Linked DNA regions of Homo sapiens: region 2 is linked to region 1. Evidence: read pairs that join two places in POLR2A ChIA-PET (ENCODE). Cell type or tissue: Panc1. All regions are shown on one strand. Each heading gives the region's core, and the rest is flanking DNA. Links, peaks and the distances in the headings are about the cores only. Region 1 has its middle 14 kb from the start of FBXO17. Region 2 overlaps SAMD4B (sterile alpha motif domain containing 4B).

Region 1 (5,369 bases), core at 239-5,238:
ACAGGTGCTCATCACCACGCCCGGCTAAATTTTTTTTTTTTGAGATGGAGTCTCACTCTGTTGCCCAGGCTGGAGTACAGTGGCATGATCTTGGCTCACTGCAAGCTCTGCCTTCCAGGTTCCCGCCATTCTCCTGCCTCAGCCTCCCGAGTAGCTGGGACTACAGGCACCCACCACCACGCCTGGCTAATTTTTGTATTTTTAGTAGAGACGGGGTTTCACTGTGTTAGCCAGGATGGTCTCGATCTCCTGACCTTGTGATCCACCCGCCTCAGCCTCCCAAAGTGCTGGGATTACAGGCGTGAGCCACCGCGCCCGGCCAATTTTTTGTGTTTTTTGTAGAGACAGGGTTTCACCGTGTTGGTCAGGCTGGTCTTGAACTCCTGACCTCATGATCAGCCCATCTTGGCCTCCCAAAGTGCTGAGATTACAGGCATGAGCCACTGTGCCTGGCCCAAATTTTTTTATACATTGCAAATACTTAAAACACCAAATAGCCCAGATGATTCTTTTTTTTTTTTTTTTTTTTTGAGATGGAGTCTTGCTCTGTCGCCCAGGCTGGAGTACAGTAGTGCAATCTTGGCTCACTGCAACCTCCATCGCCTGGGTTCAAACGATTCTTCTGCCTCAGCCCCCCAAGTAGTTGGGATTACAGGTGCACACCACCACTCCTGGCTAGTTTTTATATTTATAGTAGAGATGGGGTTTCTCCATGCTGGCCAGGCTGGTCTTGAACTCCTGACCTCAGGCAATCCACTCGCCTCAGCCTCCCAAAGTGCTAGGATTACAGGCTTGAGCCAACGTGCCTGGCCTGATGATTCTTAAATATAATATAAAAGTCTTAATTCTGGGGCTTTGATTTCCTTCATCTCTGTATTCAATTTTAAGGCTTCGTGGCTGAACATGAAAAGACACATAAGAAAACAATTTTATTGGCCAGGCACAGTGGCTCACGCCTGTAATCCTAGTACTTTGGGAGGCCAAAGTGGGAGAATCACTGGAAGCCAGAAGTTTGAAATCAGCCTGGGCAACAAAGCAAGACCCTATCTCTGTTCTTATTTGTTATTATTTTATTTATTTATTTATTTTTTGAGATGGAGTCTTGCTGTGTTGCCCAGGCTGGAGTGTGCAGTGCAGTGGCGTGATCTCAACTCACTGCAACCTCTGCCTCCCGGGTTCAAGTGATTCTCCTGCCTCAGCCTCTGGAGTAGCTGGGATTACAGGCACCTGCCATGACGCCCAGCTAATTTTTTTGTGTATTTTTAGTAGAGATGGGGTTTCACCATGTGGGCCAGGCTGGTCTTGAACTCCTGACCTCAAATGATCCATCTGCCTTGGCCTCCCAAAGTGCTGGAATCACAGGCGTGAGCCACCACGCCCGGCCTCTTATTTATTATTGTTTTTTGTGGTGGGGACAGGGTCTCACTCTGCAGCCCAGGCTGAAGTGCAGTGGTGCAATCATGGCTCAGTGCAGCCTCAGCCTCCTGGGCTCAAGTGATCTTCCTGCTTTCGCCTTCCGAACAGCTGGGACTACAGGTGCGTGCCACCACATCCAGTCAATTTTTCTATTTTTTGTAGAGACAGGGTTTTGCCATGTTGCCCAGGCTGGTCTAGAACTCCTGACCTCAAGTGGTCCACCCACCTTGGCCTCCCAAAGTGCTGGGATTACAGGTGTGAGCCACCTCCTGTCTCACCTCACAGGAGTGCTGGCCTCCTGTCTCTATTCCTAAAAAAAAAAAAAAAAAAAAAAAAAAAAAGAAAGAAAGAGAAAAGATAACAATTTTGCTAGCTAGGTGAGATTAATTCTTGGCCAGATAATTTATTATTGGGAAGGGAGTTCTGACTTTCTAGTTACGGAAAAAAAACCTTAGCCTGGCATGGTGGCTCACACCTGTAAGCCCAGCACTTTGGGAGGCTGAGGCAGGAGGATCACTGGAGCCCAGGAGTTTGAGACCAGCCTGGACAACCTAGGGAGACCCCCGTCTCTACAAAAAATTTAAAAAATTAGATGGGCATGGTGGCATGCACCCATGGTCCCAGCTACGTGGGAGGCTGAGGTGGGAGAATCGCTTGAGCCCAGGAGGTCAAGGCTGCAGTGAGGTGTGTTTGCACCATAGCACTATAACCTGGGCAACAGAGCGAGACCCTGTCTCAAAACAAAACAAAACAAAACAACCTTTTCAAAAATGCTGCTGAGCCCTTCTAAAATTGTTACCATAACAAATGGGCTTCATGGGCTACAAAGGTTTGGTCCTCTGGCCTTCAGTCTGGGTTCATGGTGTACCATCAGCTCACTTTCCTAACCAGTGACATTAGAGGGAAGTCTGTAGCTACCCAGGTGGCTCGCGGCTGGACTGGCATCAGCCGGTCTCTCTGTCGCCCAGCTCTATTCTGCATTCTTTCTGCATTCCATCTCACCGTCTGGCCTGGCCACGGCCCCTGAGAGTAGTTACATGATGCCTGGCAGGCCGATGATATTGCCTGTCACCCCTTCGGCCAGCTTTCCTCCTGGCCAGGCTGATGTTGGGGTTGTGACCCAGAGATGAACAGGCAGGTCTCAGGGGGCCCCTTGGGGAGGCTGTAGATTGTTCCTGGGAGGGATCAGCTCTCATAATGTCAACAGAGTGCAAGGGGGATGCAACTCATCTGTCATCTACCAGCCCAGGGGCGGCACCGTGTGTGGCTGCCAGGCTCAGCTTACAAACCTCAGAGTCTGGAGACCTGGAGGAGGGGAGGCGAGGAGCCCATGTTGGGGGAGATCAAATAACAGGCTCTGGGCAGGCTGGAGGGGGACAGAGGGAGGAGGCTGGCCAAGCAATCTCCAAGCCCAGCCCTGCCACCAGTCAATCCACAGATGAGCGCCTACTGCATGCAGCCCTCCCTCCCTCCCTCTCTCCCTCCCTCCCTCTCTCCCTCCCTCTCTCTCTTTCTCCTTCTTTCTTTCCTTCTTTCTTGCTTTCTTTCTTTCTTTCTTTCTTTCTTTCCTTTCTTTTTTCTCTCTCTCTTTCTCTCTCTTTCTTTCTTTCTCTCTCTGTCTCTCTCTCTCTTTCTTTCTTTCTTTCTTTCTTCCTTTCTTTCAGACAGGGTCTCACTCTGTTGCCCAGGCTGGAGTGCAGTGGTGCCATCATAGCTCACTGCAGCCTCCAACGCCTACACTCAAGCATTCCTACTGCCTCAGCCTCCTAAGTAACTGGGATTACAGGTGCACACCACCACACTCAGCTAATTTTTTTATTTTTATTTTTTTAATAGAGACAGAGTTTCACTATGTTGCCCAGGCTGGTCTTGAACTCCCGGGCTCAAGTGATCCTCCTGCCTCAGCCTCCCAGAGTGCTGGGATTACAGGTGTTTGCCACCACGCCCAGCCTAACACCTGTTATGTGCAGTGCGCTCTCTTAGGGTTCTGCTGTCTCGAAGGTGGAGGAGTGATAACCCAGCTGCGGGATGATCCTGTCTGAGGGATGATGGCAGAAGTCAGGCGTGTTCTGAATGTCCTTTGAAGGAAAGATAAAAGGATTTGCTGCTGGACTGGATTTGGTGTGAGAAATGGGGAGAGACAGGAGTCCAGGACAAGGCCAGGCTCTTGGGTCTGGCAGCTGGTGAAATAAGAGTGCCGCTCCCTGAAGATGGCGTGCGGAATCTGAATAGGTTCAGAAGGTTGCAAAATCTTTCTGGGTATGTGCTATGAACTTCAAGGCCAATGTTTCTCTACATTTTGTAACCATAGTCTGAGTAAGAAATGCATTCTGGCCGGGTGCGGTGGCTCACACCTGTACTCCCAGCACTTTGGGAGGCCGAGGTGGGTGGATCACCTGAGGTTAGGAGTTCAAGACCAGCCTGGCCAACATGGTGAGACCCTGTCTCTACAAAAATACAAAAATTAGACAGGTGTGGTGGCGGGCGACTGTAATCCTAGCTACTCGGGAGGGTGAGGCAGGACAATTGTTTGAACCTGGGAGGCAGAGATTGCAGTGAGCTGAGATTGTGCCATTGCACTCCAGCCTGGGTGAGAGAGTAAGATTCCATCTAAAAAAAAAAAAAAAAGAAATGTATTTTACACAACAATCAATACACCTGAAAGTAGAATTTCTGCAGCAATGTTTACCCGTTGCTGTGTGCAGTGCACTCTGATGTTTTCTATTGAATTTCATTTTTTAAAAATTGTGCTGGTTGTGACTTTTATCCGTTGGTCATGATCTAAAAATTGAAAATTATCATTCTAGGTTCTACCTCTTCAAGACTTAGCTTGAGTTCTTTACTGCCCTGGAGAAGTCTGGGAGTGTGGCCGGGTGACCACGGGGCAGCCAGAGCCTGGCAGGGATGACTGGAAGGAGGGGAGCTAAGACTTTGCAGTGTTCCTCCAGGGATGATGATGTAATCATGGAAGGGCTCAAAGCCTTTCCCAAGGACAGGGTCAAGGCTACTAAGTCCAAGTAGCAGGGACAGGCACAGCCCGGCCAGTAAGGGTGTGTGGCCCGGGGCTGGTGCCTCCCTTACTCCCTGGTCCTGCAGAGGACGCCTGGGATCTGCAGCACTGTGGCAATGACATGTTGGGGAGAAGGGACCCTCGCAGGCTCCCAGACCTGCTTTGTGACTTACTGAGTGAGTGCCCGACCCCTGCCTCACCAGCCCTGGGCTTCAGAGCCTGAGAATGAAACCCGCCCTTCTTCCACCTCCTCTCCTGCCCATCTCCTTCCCTCCTTCCTCTTCCCAGCTGGTGCCACGAGGAGCTGGCGGACCTCCAAGAGAATTGGCCAAGAATGCAGCCTCTGGACAGTGACCTGGGTGAGAATCATCACAGTGGCTCACCCCGGACCCAGGAATTTCACTTAGTCCTTGTCATCATCCACCAATGCGGGACAGCTCGGCCCAGATTGTTCATGGCTCAAGACCCCCACCCCACCCCATTCTGCTTGGTTGGGCTGTGTTGTTTATTTTATTTAATGAATTAATTTATTTATTTGAAACAGAATCTTGCTCTGTTGCCCAGGCTGGAGTGCAATGGCACGATCTCAGTTCACTGCAACCTCTGTCTCCCGGGTTCAACTGATTCTCCTTGCCATGGTCCCCTAAGTAGCTAGGATTACAGGTGCCTGCCACCACACCCGGCTACTTTTCATGTTTTTAGTAGAGACAGGGTTTCATTGTGTTGGCTGGGCAGGTCTTGAACTCCTGACCTCAGCTGATCTGCCTGTCTCAGCCTCCCAAAGTGCTGGGATTACAGGCATGAGCCACCATGCCCGGCCGCACTGTGCTGTTTTTAAGCCTCTTGAATATCATCACCTCTCTTTGTTTACAGATGGGGAAACAGTTTACAGACGGGGAAACAGGCTCAGAGGGAAAAAATACCTTTTCAGGGTTTTCCAGGC
Region 2 (5,369 bases), core at 310-5,309, 400 kb after region 1:
GGGCAGAGAACCTGCCCTCCAGAATGTTATTGAGAGGAGCTGGGGAGAAGGAAGGGGAGCAAGGAGAGGAAGCTCTCTCTCCTCTCCCTGCTTCCCCTTCACCATTCCCCACATTCTGCAAGGACAGGAGCCACCTTCCTCTCTCTCACCTCCCCTGGCCCTGTTCACCAGAGGTTCTCTATGATTAATTTCTTAGGCCTATTTAAGATACATATTTATATAGTTCTTAACGGTTTTTCTCTGATCATTTCCTCTCATTTTTAGAATCCCCAGGTCTCTCTCAGCCAAGACAGTGGCAGGGAGAGCCTGAACTTTATGAGGGGAGAGGGCAGAGCCCCCTCCTCCAGACCCTCAAGCTCTAACCCATTTTCCTCCAGCCCTGGCTACCCGGATGAAGAGGTTGGAGGTGGGCAGCCAGGGTAGCCAGTGAGGTCAGGAAGTCTGTTGCCTTAACGTCCCCTTCCCCACGAACACACACCCTTCTCCGCTCCCAGGTCTGGTTGGTGAGACTTGGGAGTCAGGAATAAGGGAAAGGGGATTGTTTGGTTTTTGGGTTTTTCCCTAAGCCCCTCCCTTTTCTTTCAGCCTTTTTCCTTCCCCCATTATGTCATGACCTCACTTAAGTGGAACACTATATCATAACCCAGAGATTCGTCCCAGCCCCAGAGTCCGACAGACTGTCTGGTCCCTATTCCTAATGAGGGGTTGTGTTGGGGCCCAGGTGGAGGGAGGGGATTTGGGGGTTCAGACTGCGGGGAAGCCAGGGTCTCCCTCTTCAACGCCCTCCTCCCCCTCAACCCACCTTCCCAACTGGGACATTCTCAAGCTTTTCACACCGAAAAGGAAAAAAAATGTTATTTTTAGATACATTTTATGAATAACTTTTGTTATGAATATGGCTGGTAACCATTGTGTATGTTATTAAAGATACAAAATGTTGGGAAAAAAACAAAAAAAACAAAAAAAAAAAAAATTTTAAAACCACCACCCTCCCTGCACTATCACCCCATTCCCCAGACCTTCTTGCCCCCGCCCTCCTGGTCTGTGGACTTCCCTCTGCTCTGAGCCCAGGGAGGGGGAAGAAGCCAGGGGGTAGGGTGGCCCTGGGAACCTGGCTCTGGGTCCCCACTTCCTCTCCCAGTGCCGGGCTGGGTGGGGTGTCAGGTTTATTTATGTACCTCTTGCACACTCATCAACCTATGCAAGTCCCCCACCCCGGCCCTCCATGTTTCTGTGCCTTTGCTCATCCCCTCAATCTCCCAGGGCTTCTCCAGTCCCCCTCCCACTAGCTGCAGGAAGTGGGATGGATGGGCCACCTCGTTTGGAATCAGCAGGGTGTCCCTCTCATGGGACCCTCCCCTCTCCCCAGCCTGTCCTGTCTTGTTCACTCTCCATCAGGGTGAGCTGACTGTGCCTGGCACTGGGAGGTGGTGAGGGACACCGTCTCACACACACAGGGAGGCAAGAGCTGCCCCCCACCCCACCTGACAGCAGAGTGTGCAGGACGCAGGCGGCCCCACTCTGATGGGCAGGACCCTGACCCTCTCCCGCTCCAGCCCCCTCCCCAGGCCCTCCTCCATGATTTCACCCTCCCTACCCACTTCTGTCCCCGGCCCCACTGGCAGAATCAGCTTTGAGTAACTGTACAGTTTTTCTCGCTGTTGGAGAAGACTTATTTGTTGGAGTTTCACTTGTTTAATGGTCTGGGCTTATTTTGGAAAAAAAAAAAACAAACAAAAAAAACGAATTCTGACCTTCGTTGTGCTACATTTTGTGGGAAACCATTGGCCCTGCCTCTGGCCTGTGTTTCTAAGCCTCAAGCCAAGATCCTTGAGCACCTGGGGGTTGCGGGAGGTATGTGCTGGGCTGAATGACATCATAGGGGCTGGGAGGGGAAGTAAAGAGAAGTTGACTTTATTAACAGCAAAGGTTTGGGGGTGGGGAACAAACAAGTGAAAGGCTCACAAACAGACCACTAGAAAAGTGCTTTGCTGCTCACAATAATGGTGTCTGAACCAGCCCTGAATGCCCTGGGACTCAGTCACTGTCACTATCAGCTTCACTGGAATCAGAAGCTGCAGCTTCACTGCCATCCTCCTGGGCCGAGTGCTCGCTGCCACTGGGGAAGGGACTGGCGCTGCGGCTGTGGCTCCGGCTCCGCTGGCCACCCCCATTGCTGCCGCTGTCTGAATCATTGTCACTGCCACCTTGGGCCTGTCCTCTGTCCTCATCATCAGAGTCGGCATCGTCCTCAGAATCAGCATCACTGCCAAAGATCTCCTCTTTGTCACGGGCAGCCCGGGCCTCATCCTCGCTGCTCTCGTCCTCACCACTGCCACTCTTGTCACTGGCCTCGTCCCTGTCACCTTCCTCCCGTTCACTCTCGCTGCCCGAGTGCTCATCTTCACTGCCCTCCTTCTCACTGCTGCTGCCCTTCTCCTGCTCCTCATCTGGAAGGGAGTGGAGAGAGATGAAACCCACTTTTCCACCCTCCCAGGGCTCCCAGAGTCTGGCCTGTCCAGATTTACCTGAGCCCCCAGCTTCTTTCTCTTCTGTCTCCATCTCCTCTTCCTCTTCCTCCTCCGGTTCGTGGTTTTCTAGCTGGGCCTTCCGTGCCTCCTGGAAGCAGCAAGATTGGAATGAGGGGAAGGAGGGTGTTCTGCTGGGTTTTTGTCCCCCTCCTCACCTACAACCACCACCCTCCCTGCCATGGGTGCCCTGAGCCAGTGGTGCTTGTTACCTGAGCTTCCAGTTCCTTCTCATTCATGTCCCGATGTTTGACCACAAGCAGGGCGTTGGTGCCTGACTGAACCCCAGCCTTGGCCCGGCGCTTACTAAGGCGGACCCTGCAGGGGGTGAATTTGGGAGAGAGAAGTGGAAGATGCAGTTAAAGACACACCTCCCACTTCCCCGCCCCCCAGTGAGGGGTCTGGTCTGACTTGGTTCCCCATCAATACTTAGAGTAAATGGGAATAAATACAGATTGAATAAGGGCAGCTAAGCTCAAGGTATTGAGGGCAGGGGAAAGGAAGGATGGCTCCCATGGCACCAGTTTGGTTGCCCTACACTGTGTGTGTGTGTTATACGGTGTATTTACATAAATACGGGCATGGGCCATTTAACAGGGACACATTCTGAGATATACATCATGTGAACATCATACAGTACTCTTACACAAACGTACATAGTATAGCCTACTACATACCTAGGCTGTAATGGTGTAGCCTATTGCTCCTAGGCTACAAGGTTGTACAGCATGTGACTGTACTGAATACTGCAGGCAATTGTAATACAATAGTAAGTATTTGTGTATCTAAACATAGAAAAGGTATAGTAAAGATACGGTATTCTATCTTAAGGGACCACCATAAGCAGTCCATTGTTGACTGAAACATGCAGTGCATTACTGTATGTGTCAGTTAGTTACCAACACTTTGAGAAACCAGGAGATGTCAAATCATTTGGATTTGGGGCTTTTGGAAGATAGGAATTTCTGGCCCCACAGCACAGCAACAGTGGGCTGGAAGTGAATAGTGCCCTCCATGGTTGCCCAGAACTCCAGGTCACTCAGATGCTACCAGCCACTGCTCTTTTACATTTCCTGCCTGGCCTATGGGGTCACAGTTCTTGTAATCTCTGCTTTAAACAGAAACTCAAGACTTCCCAACTCTACACCAGAGGTGCTGGCATAGCAGTAAACTTTGAGCCATAAGGGAAGAGTTTTGGAGTCACATTTTTGAACATGGGTTTAAGCATTTCATTTAAAACATTCATGCTAATTTTATATATTACTCCATACTTTGGCAATGTTTACTTTCACATGAAGTCTGTTACTAATACTGGGAAACTTGGCCCTCTGCCTTGCGCAAAGGCTCTAAATGTCTCCTGCATTAAGATATTCTGGCTGGGCGTGGTGGCTCACACCTGTAATCCCAGCACTTTGGGAGGCCGAGGCAGGCAGATCACCTGAGGTCAGGAGTTCAAGACCAGCCTGGCCAGCATGGTGAAACCCCATCTCTATTAAAAATACAAAAAAAATTAGCTGGCCATGCTGGCACACGCCTGTGATGCCAGCTACTCAGGAGGCTGAGGCAGGAGAATCACTTGAACCCAGGAAGCGGAGGTTGCAGTGGGCTGAGATCACACCACTGCACTCTGGCCTGGGCAACAGAGCGAGACTCCATCTCAAAAAAAAAGATTTTTTTTCTGGCTCCTCCTGTTAGAACCAAGTCCAGCTCATGTGCATGACCAGACATCTGCTGCTCTTGTTTACCAATGCATATGACAAATTCTTAGGTACAAATGACCTCCAAGGTGGCTCTTGCATGCCCCAGGGTCTTAAGAAGCACAGATCCAGGCTAATCAGATAGGAGTGTGCTGAGTACCTGGTTTCCAACTCATTGTAGTAAACCCCGTCACCCTCTCGGAAGATGAAGAAGTAGTTTTCCTCATAGCCCTTGCTAGCTTTGTTCTTCACGTTCCAGTTGTACTCCCGAGCAATTTTGTAGTCATACCTGAAGATGAGGGCACAGGTTCAGCCCCATTTCTTCCCTATCCCAATCCCCAAAACTTCCCAATCCCCAAAACTTAACCGCAACCCACGCACACATCATCTGGTGCATAGTCCATCTCCTCCTCCTGGTCCCGCTTTCGTTTCTTCAACGTCTCTTCTACAGGCAGGAAATAGGCCACAAACTGGTTCCCTTCCTCATCCATCATGCCCCTGGTTGGGGGAAAAGGAGTAGCAATGAAGTGTGAGGACAAGAGGCAGCAAGGAGCAGGCCAAGGTGGACAGCAGGACCACCTACCTAATCATGGCCTGAGACATCATCTCCAACGCAGCTGCACCACTCGTGTCCTTGGGGGCTGGGTCTGAGTCAAAGATCACCTGAGCACATGGATTGATCCACATCTAGGGAGATGGAGGCACTGGGGTTAGATGGGAACAGGCACAAATAGGCTGTCCCTTTCTACCTCCCACCTTGGGCCTGACCTTAAAGTCTGGGAAGACAGGCATGACCTCCACCGGTGTGACTCGGGGTTTGCTGTAATGCTGTGAGATCTGGTGGAACAAAAACAAGGTGAGGAGGAGCTCTGCAGCCGCACCCTTGCCTCTCCCCATCCCAGTCCCTCAATTACTGATTTCTGGGCATCCTCAAAAGTCTTCTCAATGGCTGTGATCTGGCTATCCCTGTCTTTGTATATTTCTTCCTCGGTAAACTGCTGCTTCACAGAAACCCCAATCCTAGGAATGAAGAAAAAGGTCCTTAGGGGCCACTGGACACACCTAATATCTCCACCTTCCCTCTCTTCCTGTTAGTAACTTACTTGACCTCAGGCTTCTCATTGGAGATGCCATAACGGTTGAA

Evidence for each region. Peaks named below come from ENCODE experiments on the same cell type or tissue, not always from the same donor. Only the 100,000 strongest peaks of a DNase experiment are listed, where the experiment ranks them.
Region 2: POLR2A ChIA-PET joins it to region 1 with 11 read pairs; 6 of 35 experiments call an interaction of 5 or more read pairs at or near these places.

What each region holds. Positions count from the first base shown.
Region 1 is chr19:38,986,736-38,992,104 of GRCh38, forward strand. No RefSeq gene overlaps it. Among named protein-coding and RNA genes, the nearest start is that of FBXO17, 14 kb to the left of the region's middle. In Panc1, for the core only: no CTCF peak of the experiment used is centred there; no DNase peak of the experiment used is centred there; H3K27ac peaks cover 453 bases.
Region 2 is chr19:39,383,954-39,389,322 of GRCh38, forward strand. It overlaps SAMD4B (sterile alpha motif domain containing 4B), which reads left to right. Exons shown (of 14, transcript NM_001384574.2): 14 at 1-1,747. PAF1 (PAF1 component of Paf1/RNA polymerase II complex) reads right to left here. Exons shown (of 14, transcript NM_019088.4): 6 at 5,329-5,369; 7 at 5,140-5,245; 8 at 4,994-5,062; 9 at 4,809-4,912; 10 at 4,607-4,723; 11 at 4,386-4,514; 12 at 2,741-2,846; 13 at 2,529-2,619; 14 at 1,676-2,450. The coding sequence ends at 2,038. Among named protein-coding and RNA genes, the nearest start is that of PAF1, 4.5 kb to the right of the region's middle. In Panc1, for the core only: no CTCF peak of the experiment used is centred there; no DNase peak of the experiment used is centred there; H3K27ac peaks cover 660 bases.